3 separate regions of the Mus musculus genome follow, and regions 1 and 2 are each linked to region 3. A link is a loop called in an ENCODE intact Hi-C map of the cell type or tissue named here. Cell type or tissue: left cerebral cortex. All regions are shown on one strand. Region 1 overlaps Pola1 (polymerase (DNA directed), alpha 1). Region 2 overlaps Pola1 (polymerase (DNA directed), alpha 1). Region 3 holds the start of Arx (aristaless related homeobox).

Region 1 (8,000 bases), 150 kb before region 3:
CAAAAGCACTTTTATGCTCCATTAAAGTTGAATTTGCCAAACTCTTACGTCGCATTAACACAAGCTTTACTGGATAGGTAAACGTGTTGTTCAAAGGCTGACTTGAACTTTACCAAACTGCATATTAAGATTTTTTTCTTTATGCTTTTTATTTCTTAAGTTATTTTAAAATGGATTTGTTAAAATCGATTATTCCAAATATGTTGCTCCAATGATAAAATAATTTTTGTGTGATTTACAGTATAGATGTAGATTGTTAGCTAATTATTTGAATATGAAACTAAAGAAAAATACCTTAAGCCATTAATTTAGTGTTTTCATAGTTTCTATAGCATCAGTTTCCGTAAATTTGATTTTGTTTCTTGAATTTGTACAAGTGGCTTAATTTAGAACAAACATTTTTAACTCAGGTTTATCGTATATCTTTGAAAGCTTGGGTTTTTGTGTGTGTGTATTTGAGTAGATTATTAGGCAATAAAATGACTATCCTTTCCTTTCTTTCAAGTTAGTGGATAGTTTAAATAAGTCCAGGAAACCTTTCTCTTTTGTACTAATTATAGTGAGGTTTTAAAATTGTATTTATTTCATGAAGAGTTTTAACTTAGAAATAGTCTTTGACTATATCTCCTTTTGACCTGGAGTTCTTCAGAGTTCTAGTCTGATTTGTTCCATGCTCCTTGCCTACCTTGGATTAGCATAAGGACTTCATCTTTCTTTTGCATCTCTTTAGTCTTGAGCTTTAATGTAGTCTTCAGAAAGACTATGCTAGTTTTCTACTTGAAATGTCTTTCTCTGTTTTTAAATACACAAAACCTTTATAATGTATGGGATTTGATTTTTATAATAAACACATTCATGACCTTTTTTTAAAGAAGTGATTTACTTTAATATTTGTAGTGAACTTGAAAGTTGTTTTAATGGAAACAAAATATAATTTAATATCAAGCTAAATCTTTTTCAGTTCTTAGATTCCACATTTTTGGAGTTGAGTCGTTGGAAGGTATTAACAAGGAAGGTACATTTTCAAGAAATTGTTTCTTTAAAGCAAACAGAAAATTATAAGCACAGAGAGAAAGGGGAACGTTTTATCTGCTTTGTGAAGGGAGAAATCTAAGCATGTACATGAAAGACCATTTTAACGTTAGCTTTTCATTTCTAGTGATCGATGGTACCTTGTTAGTAAGGAACTGTATTAACTTTGACTTCTAATATAAAAATCTTCACTGAATTCATTTTTCACTAATTCACTTTCTTTTTATCTCCTAGTGTTTCCATGACCTTTCAGAAATGTGGAGTTTCATATTTTGTACTATACAAAAGCTACCCCTTAGGTTGCATTGAATAACACAAAGTTGAATTATGGCATAATGGTAGTTCTCTGTGGCATTTCCAGGTGAAACATACTTTTTGTTTGCTAAGTTCGTAAGTGAATCGTTTTTAATGTTGTTCATGTTAGGGAAAAGGTTAAATGGGTACTGCTGAGCTCCTTTTAATGGCCAAATGAGAGGACTTGTCTTGGTTGTTCATTGGAAAGCTGTGGTGTATTTTCATTCCTACATCATCATAGAAGAGGTGCTAGATTGTTCTGCAGCTTTCAGATAGAACTTTTATCAAACATACTTCATAAACTGCTCAAGTAGTGAGAAGATTCTGTGTCACTTTATAGTGACATTAAAAATATTTCAGGATTTAGCCAGGCGTGGTGGCGCACGCCTTTAATCCCAGCACTTGGGAGGCAGAGGCAGGCGGATTTCTGAGTTCGAGGCCAGCCTGGTCTACAAAGTGAGTTCCAAGACAGCCAGGGCTACACAGAGAAACCCTGTCTCGGAAAAAAAAAATCAGGATTTGAAAACTTGGGACATGATATTACTTCTCAAAGCCATAAACTTTGAGAAGCCCTGAAAAGAGGCAAGAGAGCAATGCTTTGAGTTCTTTGTTCTAGTAGGAAGCCTAGTAACTCCCGGGAAATGGAATGATTGGGATTAAAAAACTTTTAGCATTATCTTTCTAAAAAATATACTACTACCTTAGCTTTAACTTTCATTATCCAACAGGCCATATGTGCTGGATAAATATTCACTATTTAGTTGATGTAATCATCACCGAGTTTTGTTATGAAGGGACGTGAGAAGGTAGTCACAGTTATCTACCAGTAGTCAATCTGATTAAAATGTGCATGCAGATGCATGCATGCCTTAGAGAAGGAGAGAAGATGAGTTTGTGTATGCGGGAATTGTACTTGTTTGCACAAGTACCTGAAGGCAACTTAAGACAGTAGTAGCCTTACATACCGTGCTCATTATTATTCTATAAAAGAGTCAGGTCTCTATTCATGGGAATATACCCAGGGACTCAGAAAGTGAAGAGTTTGCTTCAAAGCAGTATGCTGACTTTTTTCTTTTACCTGCATCTTGTAAGGAGGGTTGGATACAGTGAAGAAAGGCATTGATGGCTTTGGAACTCTTACCTCTCATAGCCTGAAGGAAGCTGAAGCGTGGCCATCTGAATTACTCTTAATATCACAGAGCTTAATTTCATCAAGAAAAAAATTTTCCAGCCCTTGTAGTTTCTCAGAGACTCTCCTAGGCCATAGAAGCTCAAAGCTCAGTGAGCCTGTCAGGGTCTAAGAAGTTGGCTGGTGACTTTCTGTTTTCTTCTCTATCTTCAAACCTCCCCGATTTTATTCTAGTGTGTTCAAACCTCTTCCTCTTGAAGTCATGTTCAATTTCTCACACTCCAGGTCTCAAAGTGATTCCTCCAGACAGAACAGTTCAAGTTGTGCTTTAATGTAGACCTTCCTAGTGTGTTTGAACCTATATGACTTCAAAAGGAAGAGGTTCAAACACCCCAAGAGTGTGCCTAGGAAGAAGGGTTGATTAGGTAAAGACTTCTCTGTTTTTAGGAAATTAGTGGCCTACTCCAGACTCATTTTCTGCTTTCCCAGAGGTACACTCAGTGACAGTGCTAAAAGAAGAAAGTCAAATTCTTTAGTTTTATTATATAAAACTAAAGAGAATCTTCTTCAAGAAGCATTCCTTAAGCTTCAGAGTCAAATCAGAAGTGGGCAGTATGTTAGCAACTAAACTGTCATGTCTAAACCATTTCCACACTTAAGTGAAGCATTCCAGCCTTGCTGTAAATGAGCAAAATATGAAGCAGGTTCTAGCAAGGTCAAAACATCTGGGGAGGTAAATTAGTATTCTTTGAATTTGTTTCAGTTACATATGAAAGCATCCTAAAATGGAAGATTTATATTTCTTCCAACTTAGGAATTGAAAAAGAATGTAAATTTAAAATTCTATTTAATCTTTTGGTTTTGAGAGTTGTAGCATATTGAACACAATGACAGGATGTATCAACTGAGCTTATTTATAATTGTGCTTATGCATAACACATTTGCCCATCATTCTAGCCCTCTTCCTTAACCTGGTTTCTGTGTTTCACAGCCTGGTAGAGTATGCCATGTAGTTTGATTTCCTTTGATGGGTAGAGATTCAGTAGTCTAAAGAGCTCTTACTACTAAGCCTTTTTTATATGAAAGGCTTATTCATCATGAACTTTGAAAAACTTCATAAAACCAATTGCTGGGTATCATACCCACAGAACCTGATTCCACATCTAGGGTAAGACTGTATAATAGGCATCTATAACATTTATATTTATGTGGTCTTTATATGGTATTTATGGATTGTATATTAAGGTACACTGCTATACACATCCCATTATTGTATCATATAGAGTAGTTTTACTAACCTAAAAATCTTTGCTTCACCGATTTAAAAGCACTTTGAAAATGTTGTTAAATGGTAAGTGCAATAATATGATAGTCTGACTTAATAACAGTTGGGTAATGAGATTATTTTGTGCTTGACAAGGTAGTGTACATCTGTAATTTCAGCACTTGGGAGACTGAGACAGGAGGTTTACAAATTTGACGCCAGCTTGAGCTATGCAGTAAGTTTTAATACAGTCTAGGGTGCTATGGTAAAATAACAATATGTTGTAAAACTAGAGATTTTTTCCCCTTAAGCAAACCTTAATAACCATTACTATATAGTCTGTTTTAGCACTAGTCTGTCTGAAAGAAGTATAGGATTCCCCAAACTGAGACCACTCCTATGCCACATTATATTGTACTATTTCACTATATTTTCAGACTGAGTTAAAGAGGTGTGATTGAATAAGAAAGCTGAATTTACGTTCAATCCATATTAAGCCTAGAAGCTCTTTAGAGTACTTAATCTCTAACTGTCAAATGAAATATTTTAGTCATGAGTTAGCCATTTAATGACCTTAAACTGAATTCAGCAGCAAGTTTATTTTAGGCACTTTGAAACAAAGATAAAGATACAGGCTTTGTAATGATCTTAATCAAATTACCTTTTCTCAGCACAGAGATCAATCCATCTATGAATTAACTCATGGGTGTACAACTGAAGATTCTTGTGAAATTGGTTGGAGGGACACCCCAGTAGAAATGGTGATCAATAGTATTGAGTTGTCAAAGAGCTAACCGTCATAAGAACAAGAAATATATTTTAAAAATTGGAAGGGCAGGAAAAACGGCATTACTTGTAGATTGCTATAAACTTGGAAAACTCAGTGAAATTTATCATAAAAGACAAAAATTATTAAGAATGATATTTTTAAAATTAATTACATATCAGTAGCTTTTGAGCTATACAATTACCAATTAGAAAGTGTAACAAGAAATTTAATGTATACAAATGACAGTGAATATGAGATATGAAAGAATATATTTAAATGCTAAATGTAAAGAAAACTATAAAATATAGAAAGACAGAAAAACATCTTAAAAATACATTCTTAGTTATATCACAGTTTTTGTACACTTTTTTTTTCAAAATTTAAACAATGAAAAGATTTATAAAAACTACTATAGGAGTATAGGGTGACTATTTTTCCCCTATGAGTATTTAATGATTTGAATAGAATTGCTACAGAAGAATTCAGAAATAAATCCAAAATTGAAATTAGTAGTTTATAAGAGGATGATTTATAGCAGTAGATAAGAATCATCTGAAAAATGTATAGCTGAATGTTCTCCTTCCTCCTTCAGGGCAGAGAAGGACACGTTAAAGGTGTACTAACCTTGGGAAGTCTTTTTCAAAGCAGGTGATTGTGTAGAATAGTTTCAGGATCACAATAATTTCTCCTAGATTTCCAGCTTCATCACTTGCATATCCTCACAACATCTGTTATAGTGGAATGCCCATCATGAGTATGTGAACGTATGAACGTGTGGACATTGGCTCAGTGTTCATAGTTACCTTACAGCTCATTCTTGGTGTTAAACATTGTATGTAAGGAAATATACAGTAGCAAGTGTCAATTGTAGTATCATGGAGTAGTTTGACGCCTCTAAAAATCCTCTGTGCTCTACTTGAGAACACTTTGAAACAATAAAAATTTCAGACTCCAAAAAGAGAGGAAAACATTAGTAAATGTGACTATAAGTTTAAAAGAATTTATATTGACTGCAAAGATGGCTCAGTGATTAAGAACACTGGATGTCTAGAGAACTTAGGTTCTAGAGATCCCAGTACTCATGTGACACCTCCTAACTGTAACTCTAATTCCAGGAGATCTGATGCCCTCCACTGGTTTTCACAACACTAGACACAGAGATACATGCAGCAAAATACTCAAATACACATAAAATCATCAGTAATAGAATTTCTGTTTTGCATTTATGTATACACACATGCATGCCATTAAGTTAAAAAAAATTATGAGCAACAAACAATGCACTAATAAACAGGGCCTGACTACTTTCATATATAAAGTACTCCTTTTCTCTTCACGAAGCTGTGAGGTTAAATAAACCATTCCCTATTTGAAAATTAAAGTCCCCTTTCAATTCAGGGCAAAAAAGGAGAACCACCTTGTAGGGAAAACTAGGCCAAAGGCAGGCAACTGCAACTCCTGGGCAAATCTGTATGCATTTATAGGGTATTACCTTTATATTTTATAAAACAGGCTTTACAACAGTGTATATAACACTCTTGTAATGATCTCTTTTTTTACTTTTCTTTTTGAGACAGGGTCCCATGCATCCCAGTTTATGCAGGTCCTCGGTATTGAACTCTTGGCTTCTTGGATAGTACTCTATCCATTGAGCTAAGTTTCTAGTCCCCATTTATGTTTTTTTTAATCAAGAATTGTTAATGTATGCTAATATACGTGTGTATATACTTTTTTAACTTAGCACAATATATCCAAATTATTTCAGACTATAATGCATATTTAAAAATATCAGGAAGCTGTAGTTTTACCCTTGCATCACATCTGAGTTTGGAGCAGCCACATTACAAGTGCTCAAGAACTGCATGCAGCTCTAATGTCTGATGTATTGAGCATCATGTTAGAAAGTGTAAAGAAAAGAACATTGGACTGGAAGTTCAGTTCACATACTAGGCATTAGTACAAGGAATTGACTTTTAGGAGGTTTTATTTTCCTTAGGTGTAAAGAGCTCTGAAGTCTCTTCCACCTTTAAAATTTAGGGTTAAAATACATGATTTCATGCTACCTGTCAAAAATGTTAATTGTGGTCACTTCTTATATACACTTATTTAAAAACCCTCCTCTAAAATACTTTTATTCTTAGAGGAGAACATTTCATATTTTAGAGACATATTTAGAGGATGTATTTAGAGTATGTCTTTGTTGCTTTCTTCAAATTGCTACTAAGCTACACACTTGGTATAAAGCATTTAGAATCAGTCTATTCTATTGGTAGAATTAAGACTGATTTGAGGCTTTGCTAAATCAGACACTGTCTGGAGAACTTGAGAGAGTTAGAATAGCTGCATAAGCAGTATGTAGAGAGGGAAAAAAGTAAATATTGAATGAGAAAGAAATTGAGAGAGACTATTCCGAAGTATAATTCTGTTAATAAAGTGCATTGTTCAGAAAATCATCTTAGACAGCAGAGAGAAGATGAGAGTAATGCAGAGCAGTGATTCTCAACCCTGACTGCCTAGTAGCATCGCTCATGGATTGTTTTTTTTTTTCTTTAAATAAAAACAAAAACAGAACAAAACAAAAAACCAGTACCCATTCTAAAAGGCACTGGTGATTCTAAAAGTAAGGACCCAAATCAGCAACAGCACACCTGGAGACCTGTTAAAGATGCTGCTTCTCCGGCCCCAGCCCAGCCCAGCCCAGCCCAGCCCAGCCCAGCCCAGCCCTCAGTCAGAAGCCCTGGAGATGGTGCCCAGCCACCTGTGTTAATGCTCCTTCGGAGATTTTAGTGTGCAGCCAGAGTTTCAAATTGAAAAGAAAGAATTTGGGGATAGTATATCAGGCAGGTTTCCTGTTAATTGCAAGCTACCATCTTATAGGGGACATGGGGAAGTAAACTGAAGAAGAAATGTAGTCCATCTGCTAGATATTTCTAATTTCTGATTTAGGGTTTTGAGTAATTTATTAAAGTTATAGGAGGCTAGCTGTCATCATGCCTTTTAGACCTAAACAAACCAATGTCAAGAAAGGAAAAATAGAAACTTTGGAAAAGGAACTATTAAGGTTGGGAAGAAGGCAGGTATATTAGGTAATTATTACAAGTGAAGGGATTCTGGACAGATTATAAAGTGTTTTATTTGTACCTATGGGTTTCTTAAAGGACTTAAGTGTTATAGGGATTTTATGCCTAGTTTATCATCTATCCATTTCATTTGATCAAAAATTACTAAAGGCTTGTTTGCCCCTTTTGTCATTGATATTAAAGGGAACATTTTCTCTTACCATTTAGACTTTTGATGTAGGGTGCATTTTATAGAGACACCATGCATGTGTAACTAATCAAGAAAGTAAAATACATATTATCAAAATATCGAAAGATGTCCCCTGCCTGAAAAGGTTGTAATGTGTGCCATTGTTTTGATTTCTACTCCTCAAAAGAAAAAAAAAAGAAAAAAAAGATTAATTACAGTACCTCTAATTTCTAAGGCATTTTCTGAAGAATGTTACATTGTGA
Region 2 (8,000 bases), 270 kb before region 3:
CTCTTGTCTTAGATGTTCTAGCTGTCTCTGGCTGGAGCTTGTTCTTCCTATGATTCTGTTAGCCTCTGTCAGCAGACCTGGGAGTGTAGCTCTCTCCTGAGTTTCAGTGATCAGAGTATACTATGCAGGCAAGCTCTCCTCTTGCAGGGAAGGTGCACAGATATTCGAAGTTCGGACCTGCCTCCTGGCTGAAGATGAAGGCCTGAAACAGGGCTTGTCTAAGAAGCTGAATAGCTTCTGTAGTCTGCATACTCACTTGTGCAGACTAGTCATTGATCCTTGTTTTTGCTCTTTTCCAAGGTTTTGGTGATACAAACTCAGGTTGTCATGGTTGCTCAGTAAGCATTTTTATCCATTGAATTACTTCTCCAGCCCTAATTATGTACTTTTTTATTCATCCAAAATGAGGGCTGATAAAAAAGAAACTTAGATGGGTTCTGTATCTTTGCTAAAGCAATGTAGTAGAGGTTTAGTTTACTTACTATACAGTCTACCTATTTATAGTGTGTCATTTTTAGTTTCTTTTTTTGTATAGAAATATAACTTTATTACTTTGTATGGTAAAGTTAAATGGACTACTTGGCAAGTATGATAGGGATAGGAGACGGCAATTAATAGCCCTAAATGTCAAAGGTTTATTAGAACCTGTAGTCATGCTAAAACACTTGAACTCAACAGTGAAAAATGCATATATGCACACACAAACACACACACTACACATATGCACACAGTTAGATATACACAATACACATACACACAAGTATCCATATACACGTACAGACATACACACATATATACACACACAGATATATATGTATATATATTATACAGCCATAGCAATGAAAACACTAAAATGGATTTAACCAAAATTTACAGACAACTCTACGCTGGAGCTTAATAGAGAAAATCCTCATAAACTGTGGAATGACACAAGTGGCAAAGTCTTCAAGTTAAAAATGAATAGTTTTCCAACATTTAACAGTAGAAAGCTGAAGTGGGTATACAGTCAGTCATTTATTTATATCAGGACAAGAGAGTGATACAAGGCTCTGCATGTGCTGGTCAAGTTCTGTATCATTGACTGTATCCCCAGTTTTAGTTTCTTTATAGAGTTTGTAAACAATTACTTCATTCAGGGTGATTATTCCACAAAAGCAAAGAAACACAAAACTAAAATGTTTAGCTGTCACCTCTATCAACTTCCTTTATGGTCCTAGCTGTAGTTAGCCATTAATCCTCCTTATAAACTAAAGCTATTTTAATAATTCTTTGGTAGTATATGATGCATTGTTAACTCTCATCCTCACCTTCCCTTATTTCCTTTCTCCCTACAAACCTCCTTTCCACAATGATGCCTTTTTGTTTTTCTATCTATTGAGCTTAATCAAGGCAGTGTGTGACCTTGAGTTTGGAACTGTCTATTGGAGCTTGGTTTTCTCACCAGAAGCCACCAAGCTTTCTGACTGTGTATAGTTGCCTGCTCTGGACAGTCTGTGTAATTGGAATCCTACAGCATGTGAAGTTTGCTCATGTGTGGCTTGTTTCACTTAGCATACTGTTTTATCTGTGCTTGTAGCTTCTTCTGCACTGATAAGAAATTCTGACTCAGTATAGGACAGAATTATTACTCATCACATTTTATTTGTTTTACCCCCTTGTCCTCTTCTTCCCTCTTCCTGCTTCCCTCTGAGACCCCATTTGCCCTACAGGTTCTGAATTTATCTACCCTTTATTTTCAGCATGTCTGGATTTGTTTTTTTTTTCCAGTTCCAATTTCAGATTCCCAGAAGAGAGTAGACTTGACTGAGTTCGTCATCATCTCTGGTCCCATTACTTCTGTTCACAAGGATGGTTTCACTTTCTAAAAACCTGTTTGCTAAGAGTAGACCTATCTGAGGGACTACAAGATAATTTTAAAAAGAAATTATTACACAAACAACCCCTAAAAGTAGCAGCCGCTGTTGATAAATACTCTTTGGCTCTGTCCTGCTATTTTTTAAGCACAGTCACAGTTATCATTGTTCTTCCACAACTGATGCCCACCAGTGTTTTGCCTATTTGAAATTTTTATTTTGGGTTCTAAGTATATAATAGAGTGGAAAGACCCAAGAGGTCATCTTAAGAAGTACTGCCGGGCGTGGTGGCGCACGCCTTTAATCCCAGCACTCGGGAGGCAGAGGCAGACGGATTTCTGAGTTTGAGGCCAGCCTGATCTACAGAGTGAGGTCCAGGACAGCCAGGGATATACAGAGAAACCCTGTCTAGAAAAAACCAAAAAAAAAAGAAAAAAAAAAGAAGCACTATGCATGAGGCAGTTTGTGATTCTGCATTATATCAAAGGGAGGGAGCAGTTAGTGTCACGCTGGAAGTGTTGTTAGGGTTTCAGAGGAATTCTAAATGTCCTGACCCAAGAATCTTTCAGTTTCCTTTTTGTCTTTTGTTTTTTGTATTATAGAATACACTTTATTCAGGCCTGGGGAGAGGAGCTGAGCTGAGAGGTAATATAGAGAGAGACAGAGAAAAAGAGACAGAGTGAGAGACCGAGCCAGAGACAGAGAGAGCGAGCACGCAGAGGAGTGGAGGCCAGCCGTGACTGGAAAGAGATAGGGGGTAGTGGGATAGGGGGAGGGGAGCTGGAGGAGAGGACAGAGCTAGAGCACGAAGACAAGAGCTCAGTTTACCTTTTGTGTGACTTCTCTAGGTGCTGTAAATACAGTGGATGTTCTCTTTAATAAGTTCACATCATGTTCTATATTGCAAAACAATAGTTCCCTATAAGTGTTCATTTTATGATATTGATCATTATAAAATCAGGTACATTGTAAAGGCTGGGTTATCAAATTGCATTGACTTGACATGCTTTAAGCCAAAAGGTTTATTTTTAATTTTGAATCTTTCAAAGGGTAACTATGCCTGGCTGTTCTTTGCAGCCTGTTAATAGAATTAATGGAGGCTTGAGAAAAAAAGGCCTAATGCTTTCCCTGCTTTTTCCTGCTATAAATTTTAATATAAGTTGACTGCTGATTGCCTTTCTAAAATGTTGCTATTCTTCTGGTGATTGCAAAGCAATTTATAGGTAAAAGGTACTCAATAAATGCTAAGGAATATTATGTATGTGTGTGTGTGCGTGTGTGTGCGTGCACGCATTATGTACATTAAGTTTTAGAAATGTCATGACCTATAGAACTTCTATATTTTTAACAGCATTTACAGTAGTTGTTGTGAAACATTCTGTAGCATTTTGTTTGGTTATACAAATGCTATAAAACAAGAATTTTGCTGCTTTTTTTTTAATATTAGAAGTCTATCAGCATTTGTATTTTAAAAACAATTTTCCCAGACATGTTGCTCCATGTTTGTGAACTCCATCCTTTTACATTAAATTGAAATGTGTAAGTAACAAGTGTGAGCAGTAGAGACAGCAGCACAAGCTGATAGAATTGCAGGCAGGGGGTCAGTGGTTTATGACCACACAGATCTTTTTCTTGTTTGGGTTCTTTTGTGGTTTCTGTTGTTGTTTTGGTTTTTGAGGCAGTGATTTACTCTGTAACCCGTAGTGATCTGGGACATGTTATGTGGCCCAGGCTGGCCTTGACCTTATGATCTGTCTGCCTCAACCTCCCTAGTATTGGGGCTACAGGTTGGTACCACCACACTTAGATCAGCACCTTTTAAAACCGCTCATGTATTATTGATTTCCTCATACAGGAAAGACTCATAATTTATTTGACATTTCTATCGTATGTTTTTCAGGATGAGGAACAAGAACAGATCCCTGAGTTGCCAGATCCAAACTTAGAGATGGGCATTTTGCCCAGAGAGATTCGGAAACTGGTAGAGCGGAGAAAACAAGTCAAACAGCTAATGAAACAGCAAGATTTAAATCCAGACCTTGTTCTTCAGGTACGTCTTTTCTCTGCAAGGTGTTAGGAGACAGTTTCAGCTTCTAACACTTGATTATTGAGGAGTAGAATGAATAGAATGGTGTTGGCAAGTGTATGTGCTTATTTTATTTTGGATAATATCCATTCCGAAGTGCTAGACTGCTTGAGAATGGAAGGATTCTCTAGCTGTAAAATCTTAGTAAGATCTCACAGAATCTTGGGAAATTAGGGATCTGTCTGCTTGCTTCTCGGAGGATAAGGCAACAGCAGTAAGTGCCCCCCCCCCCCCCCACCACGCAGGATTGATCGGTTCTCCTCACTGTGATCTAAAAGGATATCCAATGTAATGTTTAAGCATTTACAGGTATTGTATATCTTTTGTCTTTGTTGACCTGCAGTATGACATCCGACAGAAGGCTTTGAAGCTCACAGCAAACAGTATGTATGGTTGCCTGGGATTTTCGTACAGCAGATTTTATGCTAAACCACTGGCTGCCTTGGTGACATACAAAGGAAGGGAGGTAAATTGCAAAATAAAATTGCCATCTGTAAATATATGCTACAATATGGGAGAGATAAGTTTTTTTACCTAGTTTTTACAGTTTCAAATATTTCTTCTTTAGAGTAAGTTTGAGACAAATAGGCATTTGAATAAGAATTCACTTGTCAGTCCTGCCTCTCCCCGTCTCTCTCTCTCTCTCTCTCTCTCTCTCTCTCTCTCTCTCTCTCTCTCTCTCTCTCTCTCTCTCCCTGTGAGAACACACACATGTAGTCTTTGAATGTCTATATGCCAGGCTTGCTGTAAGCAATAAAGAATGTGAAGTATTATGTACAGCTTATATTTGACCTAGACTGGTGGGGGAACATAGTTTGGGAAAACAGCTGAATAAGAATAAAAATGCCTAGGATGGGGCTGGAAAGATGGTTCAGTGGTTAAGAGCACTGACTGCTCTTCTGGAGGTCCCGAGGTCAATTCCCAGCAACCACATAGTGGCTCACACCATCTGCAATGTGATCTGACGCCCTCTTCTGGTGTGTCTGAAGACAAAACAACTACAGTGTACTTAAATACATTAAATAAATAAATAAATCTTTTAAAAAAATGCCTAGGATGGTGTTAGAAGTAAATGTTCTTCATATAATTAAGGTGGTGTTGACCTTAACTGTCTGGAGGCTAGCTTAGGCTTAGATTGGATTAGTTATGCTAACATAATGGAGCTAATTTTTATGTGTTTAACTGATAACTTTAATGTGTTATATGAGAGAAAGGTAGAATTAGGAGAATAGCTAATGGAACCTTTTATTTTTACTAAGGGAGAAAACAGGGATCAAGAGTTCCAGTTTCTATGTGTTGTCTTTGTGGTAACAGATTTCTATGCATTTTCAACATGTTTTTGGGCATATGAGTTCACAATTCTAGGGCCATGTCATGGCTGGAGTTATATATTTACATACTTGAGGATGATAGACCAATTACCATTAAATACTAACACTTTATGAACATTTTAAGTTCATCTACTTTAATGCTTTGTGTAGAGGTTTTTATTTTTATAATCTGTAAAGGTATGGTTATATTAAATATTGAATTCAGTCAAGTACATTAAGATACTGTTTTCTTTTAGTGAACTTAATGCTACTTAATTTTAAGCATAGTATACAGTGGTGATATTGATTGTCTGGACTCATCTTTAGCATGCTGGCTTATAGGCCAAATCTAACCTGTTCTGTGTTATATAACTAAGGTTTTATTGAAGTGGAGCCAAGCTTCTTCATTTATGTTATAGACTTGAGTAGTCAGGATAAAGTCTTATGTGGCCTGCAAAGCCACACTTGGCACTTTCAGGACAATGTTGGCTTTAGCAACTCTGTCCAGCAGAACTTTTAAAGATAGAGAAGCGATTTTTATCTATACTATCTATATGCAATAGCCTCTTGCCACAAGTGGGTGGGGAACGCTTCATACTTGGTTATTATGAATAGATGAGGACTTTGGTTTTTAGATTTATGTAATTTTAATTAAAATGAATTTAAATTTGAATGGGTAACGTGTAGAGTGACTATTGTATTCATCAGTATACATCTACTTGTGACATGAAACAAATGTCATGATATTTCAAGTCACTTTTCTTTTGCAGCCTTATCTCAGATATGTGGCTTAAGACATAGAAGGGTACTCCATGTATTGAATAAAGATGGCATGTTAAGAGCTCTTTTATGCATTATCATATCAAAACTACACCCGAGTCCTTTGGCATGTAGTAGTATTCTGTTTTGTAAATGAAGAAGCTAAGATTCAAGGAGGTAAAGGATAGTGAAGGGCTAGTTTGAACTGAACCTGTATCTTTCTGATTGTAAATCTTTTACTGCATTAGGCTTCACCATTAGAGAATGGCTTTTGCAAGTGCAGTTTTGCCTTATAATCTATCTTATTACTAGACCCCTTTTCAACATATGACATGGACCCTATTTTTTTTTAAAATGACAAATGTATAGATGATTTTAGAGGCTAGCTGAAGTAAGATCAGATTCTTAGGCTAAGTTTACCTCAAAATTATTTAAATTTTGTTTCTATATATATATATATCTCCAGTGGGTTCTGATAGAATACCATCTTATTTTTGTATTAGGAAATGCACTCACTATGCCCCAACTGGGTGATAATACATAGGTTGACTATTGAGATTGGATCAAGGTTACTCTTAAGTTTCTTACGAGAGGCAATAGTTGACAATTTACTCCCTTGGAGAGTGCCTCTTGCTGTTGAGAAATCCCTGTTGTTACATTTTCTGCATTGGCTTAGAAATCCACAAGCTTAAAAGGGCACCGTTGATAATGATAAGCCCCAAATTTGTCCAATGATCTCTCCTACTTCCCTAATCCGTTATATTTTAAGGGCAGTGTTTTCTTTTGGCTGGATACTTAATACGGAATTGAAACCCAATTTTTACTTTTTGTTGATCAACATGTAACAGAACTAAGCTAAATTTTTAGGTTTTGTTTTATAAAATATAGTGATAATATATCTTAAGTAAAATATAAAACCTTTTTTTAGTTCATTAAAAAGAATTTCAGACAAATCTAGAATTAATCATGCGATTTACATTCGTAGTTTCTGCATTCCCCCTTTTCTTTTTCATGTGTTCCTTTCCATATACAATACCTTCTACAGAGTTGGAATTATATCTTTAATGTGAAGTTAATGAGAAACAATAAGTATATAGTATATCTGCTTTCTGCAACTCTTACTTTGGAAGCTCCAAAGATCTCTATAGAAGTTATTTACGAAAATAAAAATTATTGGTAATGTTTTGGTGGTAGTATTACTGACACTATTCTCTGGTTTTACTATCATTTTCCTATATATTTTGGAGTCTGTTGTTTTTAACGATTTTCATTGTGTTTTGAGATAGTGTATGACCATATACCACAAGTTGACCTTGAACCCAAGCCCCTTTATGTGCTCTAATTGCAAATATACACCTGTCAAGCATTTTTGTTGTTGTTGTTTTGAGATAGGGTTTCTCTGTGTAGCTCTGGCTGTCCTGGAGCTCACTGTAGACCAGGCTGGCCTCGAACTCAGAGATCTGCCTGCCTCTGTCTCCCAAGTGCTGGGATTAAAGGCATGCACCCCCCACTGCCCAGCCTCAAGCACTTTTTAATTACTAAAGAGGTAGGAAAGATGAAGTTGAGAACTTGCAATACCTTTGCAACTTACTGAACTGTTGCTTTGCTCGTAAGATAGTTTAGACAAAATAATACAGTAGCCTGAAGACCTTAATAGTTTTTTGCATCTAAACTTCCCATTTAAATTAATGTTCAAGTTGAAATGAGAAGGAAACCTGTTGACATGACTTTGAGAAAATTATAAGGTTTTTCATTTGGATATGGATAAATGTACAATTTGGGGAGGCATGAAATTTTGCATTTTGGTATGATCTTAAAGTCTTCCTCCTTTTTTATTTTTAAGTAGATTTTGTGAGTACTTAGTTGCTTAGTTTTGTTGGGATCATGCAGATTTGACTCTGGTGACCTAAAAATTTCTGTAAGTAAATGTATTATGGCTGTTAGAATACTGAAGTAATTACTGATTGTACTCTTAAAAATCAGATTTATAAC
Region 3 (8,000 bases):
ACATCACTGACTACTGGAAGGAATAAGGCAGGATCACCTGAGCACAGGAAATCAGAGGGCAGGGTTTGCCCCACTTCAGGGCAAACACTGCCTTCCCGCTCACCCCTCCCCCAGGAGGGGGAATGTGCTTTCACTTGGTTCTTTAAATAAGGTAGTTCCGGGCGGCTCGGAGGAGGTTTCCAGCCGGAGGTATTTTCCTAATTGTTAATAAGAAGCACTTTGAATAGAGAGCCCTTTACCTGAAACATGGCAGCCACCATCATCTAAAAATATTCCCCAAGAGCATGAAATCATTTTTATGTGACCTGCTCATCACTCCCACAGCTCAGAAGCTGTGTGCCTTCTCCTCAGAAGGCATCAATATTTTTAGGGCTGAGTTTGTGACTGCACATGAGTCTAAAAATTCAGAATGAGCAGTAGGGTTATACAGAATTATATTAAAATATGATGTGAGTTATGACAGAGGAACATCTTTTTTATTATTATTTAAAAACATCTTTCAAATTTCCAAGCTGACTAGGAATGAGTTGTACTAGCAGCTAAACTTGGTTGGACTTCTATACAATCATCTTGGGCAAGAAAAAAGAAATCAAGAATCCAAACTAGTTGATTTACTTAAGGTTCTCGGAAAAGGGACCCATACATTCATCAACCTTCAAATAAGCCATGTGTGCATTATAGAAACACTCTACCTTGGAGACCCAAGGCTTAAAAAAAGTTAGACTGTAGTTAGATTAGCCTGGGCGGGTAGCTTTCTCACATCCAATCTGTCTAGACAAGAATATCCACCATTTCTCCATCACAGGGAAAGGAATAAAGGAAGGGAAGTGGGGGTAGCAGAGGCAGAAGGGCCTTAAATAACATGGAATCCTTTCTAAAGAGAGATCCTCTGTCTCTTGGGCTCTCTGGCTCAACTGCAATTATCAAGATGTCCCCTGCAATTTCTCATTATTGAATTAATACCTCTGAGGCCCCAAAGGTAAACGAAAGGACTCTGATAATTCATATTCACTTAATTACATCTTCTCCAGTGAATAGTGGGGAGAGGAGAAGGGGAGGGGGCGCTCTCCTTCTTTTAAAAAGTTATTTAACTTTCCCACGACTTGTTCCCCTGAGCTGAAAATGTGGAGTTGCTGTCACATCTCTGTTTGACAATGGAGAAATGTGTCAACAGAAAGGAGGGAACCAGCCTCATCATTAGCCCTCTAATGCAAGAAGCTGTTGTGTATTAAATGAGCCATATGGAATTTATTGTGCTTTATCAGCGCTTGATTTTGACTGTAAAGTGATTCACTCAGCTCCTAACCCGAGGACATCTGTTTTCTGTTGGCCATCGGGGCTGCCCAGTGTTGATCGTCTCTTTGGTTATGAGGCCTGGGTTCGGAAATGCACTCTGGTATGGGCTGCAAACACCTTTAATAGCATTGCACTCACTCCCTATTAGATCAATGTGGGCTCATTGCTATAAAAAATGGGAAATCAAATAGCATTAGCCAGCTCCTTGTGCAGGGCGGAGGGGAAATCAAACAGCATTTTGCCTTCAAATGGCCCTGTTTGTTCTAGCACTAAGTGGGCTTTTATGAAGCCCGATTGGAGACTTAATCGCAGCCAAATACCTGCTTGGAGCTGAGCGGATTTGTCTAACAACCAAATCCATGCTCCATCCTATTATTTCAATCAGGAGAAGGCTGGTGGATTGTTTTCTATAGGGGCCTTGGGTACCAGGTTGGGGCAGGGGTGGCTGAGTTGCACTCTGAGGGACTAGAAAAGCCCCGTTTGAGCCTGAACTACGTTAAAGCTTCCAGAGCCAGAAATCTTCTCCTCCTATTTCCTAGTTTGCAGCTTGCTTTTGAAATATCTTTTCCTGTGTGAGTGCTTGGGTCTACTTTTCAGATTTTGATTTTCTTCTTTCCATTTGAAGGGCGGCCCTCCACCACCACTTCACCCACCCTAGCCCTCCTTTTTCCCTTCTTGGAGCTCACCTGGACTCGGGCCTCTGTCAGGTCCAGCCTCATGGCCAGCTCCTCCCTATAAGAAAGCAACATCCAGGCAGGTCAGTAACCCTCTCTCAGCCACTTTCCCCTTCATGACAGCTTCTTCCAGTCCATACCCCAAGTACATGGGTAAGACTGATCTTTGCCTCTAGAATGCCTACTGTTTGAAAACAGAAAAAAAAAAAAACCTAGCACGGTGACAGATATAAAATATCATATATTATATTATATCATATAATGTGGCGATGTGGGGGGGGGATGAATTCTTGAGTCCATAAGTCTTCAAACTTAGACAAATGAGTTTTGTCTCAATCTCTCTTAGGGTAGAGTAGGGTGGGAAACACACACACAGAGGCACAGTGCTCATTACCCTGTTTTATCCAAATACTAAATGGAAGAAGAGCTCAGCAATGAACTCCATTTTTTGTTTTCTACCCTCTTGGCTTTGTTTTGCTTTCTTAAAAAAAAATAGATCTCTTTCCCTTTCTACCCCTCTTCGCAGCTCTTTGCCTTTCCTCCCCCTCCCCCTCCCCCTCTACCCTCCCTTACCCCTGTAGGTCACACTCCCCATTACCCTCTGGAGATATGTTAAGCTTGTTAAGAGTTCAGTGGGGTAATTTTTCGATTAAACAAAATTCTGCGCACCTCCTGACTCCAGTGCCCACTACAAACCCTGCCCATCTCAGGGGAAGTCAATTTAGCTGAAACCCTACCCCGTTATTGCAGTTATTACTGCGACAATTAAGGCAAATAGGAAACCATTAAGATGCTGTAAAACGGCTTACGACCTGTTTACCGAAAATATGAGCGCGCCGAGAATAATTGGCTCTCTGCTCCCCAATATGAAAGAGCAAGACTGCTTAAGCCTGGAGCCTGGGCTTGTGCTGCCCGCCGGACCGGGTCGGCACCTGAAACTCCTTCAGCATCAAGAAAAGAATCAGTTTACCGAGCATCTTTTGAACACTCTTTCCACCTCCTTCCCTTTGCAGAGAGCACCGGCAAATCTAAAACTCTAGTCTGGCTGGGCTATAGCCCAGGAGATAGGCCTGCTGAGCTGGAAAGATATGGGGGTGGGGCGGTGAAGAGGAGTTGCCCAGGTTTTGTACTTTGGTCTCCCCCACATGCTAAAAAGGGCGGACTTGGATGCTAAGCGACACTGTCTCCTTTCCTTCTTGTTAAGTATACATGTCTGATAAACTCAGAAATAAAATAAGACAAAAGCCGAGGCCGATGGTCCCGTTAGCTACTTGATAGCACACGCTGACTTTGAGTTTTATTTCCGTCTTCAAAGACTGAGTGACCCGGAGGAGGACCAAGTTTTAGTGCCCTCGTTTGCATTAAATTTACTTTTTGGTTGCTTCTGGCTACAAGCGTTTGGCAACGGCCAGACCAACTATGTTTTGGAGTTGGCTCAGGCCTCGAGTCCTAAGCAGAGATTTCTCTGGTTCAAAAGGACAGGCGGCTTTCCCCCTCGAAAATGCACATTGAAAAGCTGCACACGTCTCCTGCGAAGGAGCTGCCCGGCTTGAGGAGTGCGCGAGCCAGGCGCTCACAGGTCTCATTCTCTGTTCTCACTGGGAGGCCGGTCTCTTTCTTTCTACTCACATTTGCCCCTAACCCTGGCTCCTAGTCCTAGCCAAAATCTTGGCCTATGGGTGGGGGAAGCTCCAAGCCTGCTTGTACTCCTAGGTCCGCTGAATAGGCAGGGACTCCGAGGCTCCTATCCCACCGGTCCAAGTTTCTAAGATAGAGAAGTGCAGAGTACACTAGTCCAAGAGACAAAACCATGCCTGGCCCCCCAGCTGCTTGATTTACTGTCTGCCACGTTTCCAAAAATCCTGATCCACCCCATCAACCCGTTTACAGTAAAGTCCTGCTAGGTGTAGTGGCCATGGGGGTGGGGACAGCGACACAGGAAGATTCTGGCTGATGCCTTTCTGGTGTATAGACAGACACCAAACACTGCTTAGTTCTGACTTCTTTGGTTATTTCAGGAGTCCCCAAGTGACAAAAACTCGGATCTTTTTAAAGGTCTTCTCTGAAGGCAAGGGCTCCAGTTTTCCTGAGAAGAGCGTAACTGATACCCACTGGGCGGGGGTAGATAGTGCACATAGTCCACGGGTCAAAAATAGCGCCTGCTCTTGGGCAGTGTTTCCTGGACCTGGCCAGAACCTGGCCCGAGCCTCATCCGTGTGTGAGCGGAGAGGCGGTTTGGCTCTAAAACTTGTCATTTGGAAACATTAAAGTTTCGGAACAGACAAAAAGAAACCGCACCAACAGAAACTTAAAGCCCCAGTATACTTGTGGTGTGTGTGTGTTTGTGTGTGGGGGGCAGTACTGGGGAGCCAGAGGATGATCACATTTGGCCAGGCACCTCCAGGGCAGTTCCCAGGAGCCAAGAGAGGTTCCTGGACTCTGTAGACCCCCCTCTATTCCACCCTCCTGGACCCTTTCAGCCCCAGCCCCATACCTGGTGAAGACGTCAGGGTAGTGCGTCTTCTGGAAAGCCCGCTCCAGTTCCTCCAGCTGGTAACTGGTGAACGTGGTGCGGTAGCGCCTCTGTTTGCGCTTCAGCAGCCCCTCCTCCGAGTCGCTGCCGGCCGACAGGCACACGCTGTCCTCACCATCCTTGCCCTCGGCGTCCTCCGGGTGCAGCAACAGCTCTTCCTTGGGCGACAGCTCCCCGCCCTCGGTGGCCACGGCGGCGGCAGCAGCGGCGGCGGCGGCGGCCACTGTGCCGGTGGTGGCCACCGAGCAGCGCCGGGGCTCCTTGAGCAGCGCGCGGGCATCGTCCTCCAGCAGCTCCTCGTCGTCGTCCTCCAGCAGCTCCTCTTCCTCCTCTTCATCTTCCTCATCCTCCAACAGCTCCTCCTCGTCGTCCTCGGCGCCCGTGCCACCACCCGCCGCGGGGGCACTGCCGGGTCCGCTGGCCGCGCTGAGGCGCTCCTCGGGGTGCGCGACGCCCCCCGGGCCACTCAGCTCGTCCAGGGCTGGCGGCGGGGGCACGAAGGGCGCCCCGTTCTCGCGGTACGACTTGCTACGACTGATGCTCACCTGCGGCGCCTGGCTGATCTTGAGCGTGTCCCAGGCAGCGGCGGCAGCGGCGGCAGCCACGGCCCCTGCGCTGTCCTGACGCTCCCCTGGCCGTGCAGCTGGTGGTGGCGGTGGAGGAACCTCTCCACGGGGACCTGCGGTGCCAGTGGCCGTGGCCGCCGCTGCGGCCGCCGCCGCCGCTGCAGCCGCCGCCGCCGCGCCCTGGAGGAGGCGGCCCCCGCCCGGGCCGTAGAGGCGCCGCAGCTTGGGTGGCAGGTGCAGCTCAGCCTCGAACGGGGCGCTGCTGCTCTTGGGGGAGCCTGCGGGCAAGGAAAAGTGGTCAGCGCATTAGCCCGACCGTTTGTTCCCCCGCCAAGCAGCTGTTGGGAGCCGGCTGCTTTGCCGCCTCCGTGCCCTCTATCCTCGGCTTTAGCTCCCCTTCCTGGCACACTTTTCCGGATTCTTTTTTTTTTTTTTTCTGATTCATTTTTTCTTTTTGTCCTCTCATCATCCCCGGTCCCGCCTTTTACCTTCGTCCCTTCATTTCTTTCATATTCTGCTCTTTATTTCCTCTTTCTTTCTTGTAGTACTCCTTTCGCACCCCCTTATTTTTCTTTTTCTTTCTACTTTCTCCCCACTCCTTTCCTCGTCCTTTTCGCCTTTAATGCCTTTCTGTTTTTTGCCTTCATGATTCCACTTTTCCTCTATCTTATTTCACTCCTTTCTCTTTAATCCTCCTCTCCATTTTAGGGTGGGGCAAATTTTTAAAAATCGAACAACTTTAAAAAATCACCACTACTCTGAAAACTTCGCGCCAGACTTCTGCCAGCTGTTCTGTCCTATGGGCCCCAAGGTAGCAAGAGGGGCACTGCCCCTCGGGCGACCCCTGCGGGGCGAAGCGGCCTGGGTCTCAGGGCCCTGAGCACCCGCCATGTCCCAACAGCCCACAGAGGCAGGAGGCAGGGTTCCCTAGCCCAAAATGGCAAAGAAAATTTCTGGAGAAAATTTGGAAAGAAATGTCTGGAGCGGGGACAGGGGTGAGGTTCAACAGGCACAGGCTGCTCCTTCCCTTGGAGGAAGCGCCTAGCACAGGTGCCCTTGCAGGCTAAAAAAGGAAAAGGGGAAAAGTCAGTTTTATTTTAGAAAGCCTCATTCTCTGTCTTTCGCTCCGATCTTCCAAAGGTGTAGCTGCTGGCTCGCTGGCTTCAGGGTTTAAACGACACCAACACTTCTTTGCCTGCAACACTACTGCATCCAGCTCATGGGGAAACTTGAGTATTAGTTCAGAGGACCAAAGGACACTTGTTTTGGATTTTTTAATTTCAGAAAAGAAAACACTTTAGATATCTCAACTCTTAAAAATTAACACAGTAGAGAAAAGTAGCGCCCAGAGGGTATACATTTCATGCATTTCGAATCCATTAAGTTGCTGTTTGGAGCACCCTAGGGTAATGTTTTCTGCCAACACTCGCATTTAAAAGGTCATCAATAATGTACAATTAAAAACTAAAAGGAAACACAAAACACCGCTTATAAAGAAATCTTCCAAAGGAGAAAGGCCAAAGTTCACCTTGCCTGAAGACACCACCACCATTCCTTAGCTTTTGGGGTTCTTGCCTCCGTGAAGTTGCTGCTTTTAAAGGAATTAAGAGCATCTGCTGCTTCAGTGCCATTCGGGGCACACCCAAGGCCACCAAAAGGGACTTTTAATCGCATCTAAGTATCTAAGAGTCCCACCCCCAAATGAAGCTTGGGCCCCTGCTTTTTCTGGAAGGAGAGATAGAGACGGTCCTTCTCTCTAAGGCCCCAGGCCCTAGAGTTCTCCCTTCTCTTCCCTATGTCTCCAACTTGACAAGTCCCAGGCCCCTTGTCCCCAGTTTCAAACATTCAAACCAATGCCCAATGCTCTTTTGCAGGTGCCTGTCCGGCACAACCTTACCTTGCATGGCTTTTTCCTGGTCAGCGCGGCTGGCCAGCGGGGCAGGCAAGCTCTGCGCGGCTCCCAGAAGCCTCATTTTGCATGGGCTTCTCCGGCCCAGGATGCTGTCGATGCAGTAGGAGGAGAGCAAAGTTGGAGATTTACTCTTGCACTCCGGCCTCTCAGAGCAGCCCTCTTCCTGGTACTGATTGCTCATGGCTGGTGCTTTTTCCTTGGGCTCAGAGAGCGGACCTCTGCTCCTCTCTCCTGGAGGGTTGGATGAAAAGGGTGTGTGTTGGGGATGGGTTGGATGGCTGATTAAAACAGTTATTACTGCGATCTTTGTTCCTTTCCGTCCCCCTCGGTTGCGGGCTCCCACCCTGACCTCAGCCGGAGCTCGTCCTCTCCGCGCTCAGGACAAGCGGTAACAAGTGTAGTGAGCCGCGGGCGCGGAGCTCTGGTGTCTCTCTGCTCCACGTGCTGAGAGGCGCTCTCTGATTGGCTCTCGACAGAGGCCGGGCTGCGTAGGCCTGCCGGCAAAGCGCAAAGCGCGAACTGGATTTCGGAGAGGGGCCTATGAGTGTGGGGGCAGGGGATTAGCAGCTGGCACGCACTAGAGCCAAATTTCCTTTTCTTTCTCTTTCTCTTCTTTTAAACTAACTACTTTCAAACTTTGATATCGTTTTCTTGTCGCTCCTTCTTGTCCTTAGGGTTATACTCTTAGTTGTAGCTCAATTGGGTGCTAGGTTTGTGGGTGCCTCTTGGACTTCGGCACCCCTTCCACTATCCAGAGGACCTAGCTCCCTGTAGCTGTACGAGATCAACCTGGCGCCTTTCAATGCCGACATTATCCTCCTAGGACAGTGTCTTGACCTCAGCGCTGTTCAGTCACCATCCTTTCTAGGACCAATGGACCTCCGACGTGTCAGAGGCAACCATCTGCTGTCTGAGCCTTTGCTTTTTCTCTTGTGGCTCAAAGCCTAGAGTTATTTGTCTTCATCCAGAACCTATCTGTTGCTCTCTTGTTAATATCCGCTCCCAACATTCTCTGTCTC

Evidence for each region. Peaks named below come from ENCODE experiments on the same cell type or tissue, not always from the same donor. Only the 100,000 strongest peaks of a DNase experiment are listed, where the experiment ranks them.
Region 1: it touches region 3 in a loop (2.3-fold over the local background); 2 of 42 quality-filtered maps call a loop at or near these places.
Region 2: a loop joins it to region 3, with 3 times the contacts of the local background. A loop is called at or near these places in 12 of 42 quality-filtered maps.

What each region holds. Positions count from the first base shown.
Region 1 is chrX:93,431,000-93,438,999 of GRCm38, reverse strand. The region is part of intron 34 of Pola1 (polymerase (DNA directed), alpha 1); the gene reads left to right. It overlaps Gm35587 (a long non-coding RNA gene), which reads right to left. Exons shown (of 3, transcript XR_878145.1): 3 at 4,294-5,216. Among named protein-coding and RNA genes, the nearest start is that of Gm35587, 34 kb to the right of the region's middle. In left cerebral cortex, no CTCF peak of the experiment used is centred here; no DNase peak of the experiment used is centred here.
Region 2 is chrX:93,557,773-93,565,772 of GRCm38, reverse strand. Pola1 (polymerase (DNA directed), alpha 1) reads left to right here. Exons shown (of 37, transcript NM_008892.2): 25 at 3,754-3,903; 26 at 4,283-4,405. Among named protein-coding and RNA genes, the nearest start is that of Pola1, 70 kb to the left of the region's middle. In left cerebral cortex, no CTCF peak of the experiment used is centred here; a DNase peak (open chromatin) is centred at 3,804.
Region 3 is chrX:93,285,890-93,293,889 of GRCm38, reverse strand. It overlaps Arx (aristaless related homeobox), which reads right to left and starts at 7,383. Exons shown (of 6, transcript NM_001305940.1): 1 at 7,331-7,383; 2 at 6,967-7,212; 3 at 4,465-5,347; 4 at 1,983-2,028. The coding sequence starts at 7,162. In left cerebral cortex, no CTCF peak of the experiment used is centred here; DNase peaks (open chromatin) are centred at 4,346, 7,136, 7,444, 7,775 and 3 more places; H3K4me3 peaks cover 4,437 bases; H3K27ac peaks cover 246 bases.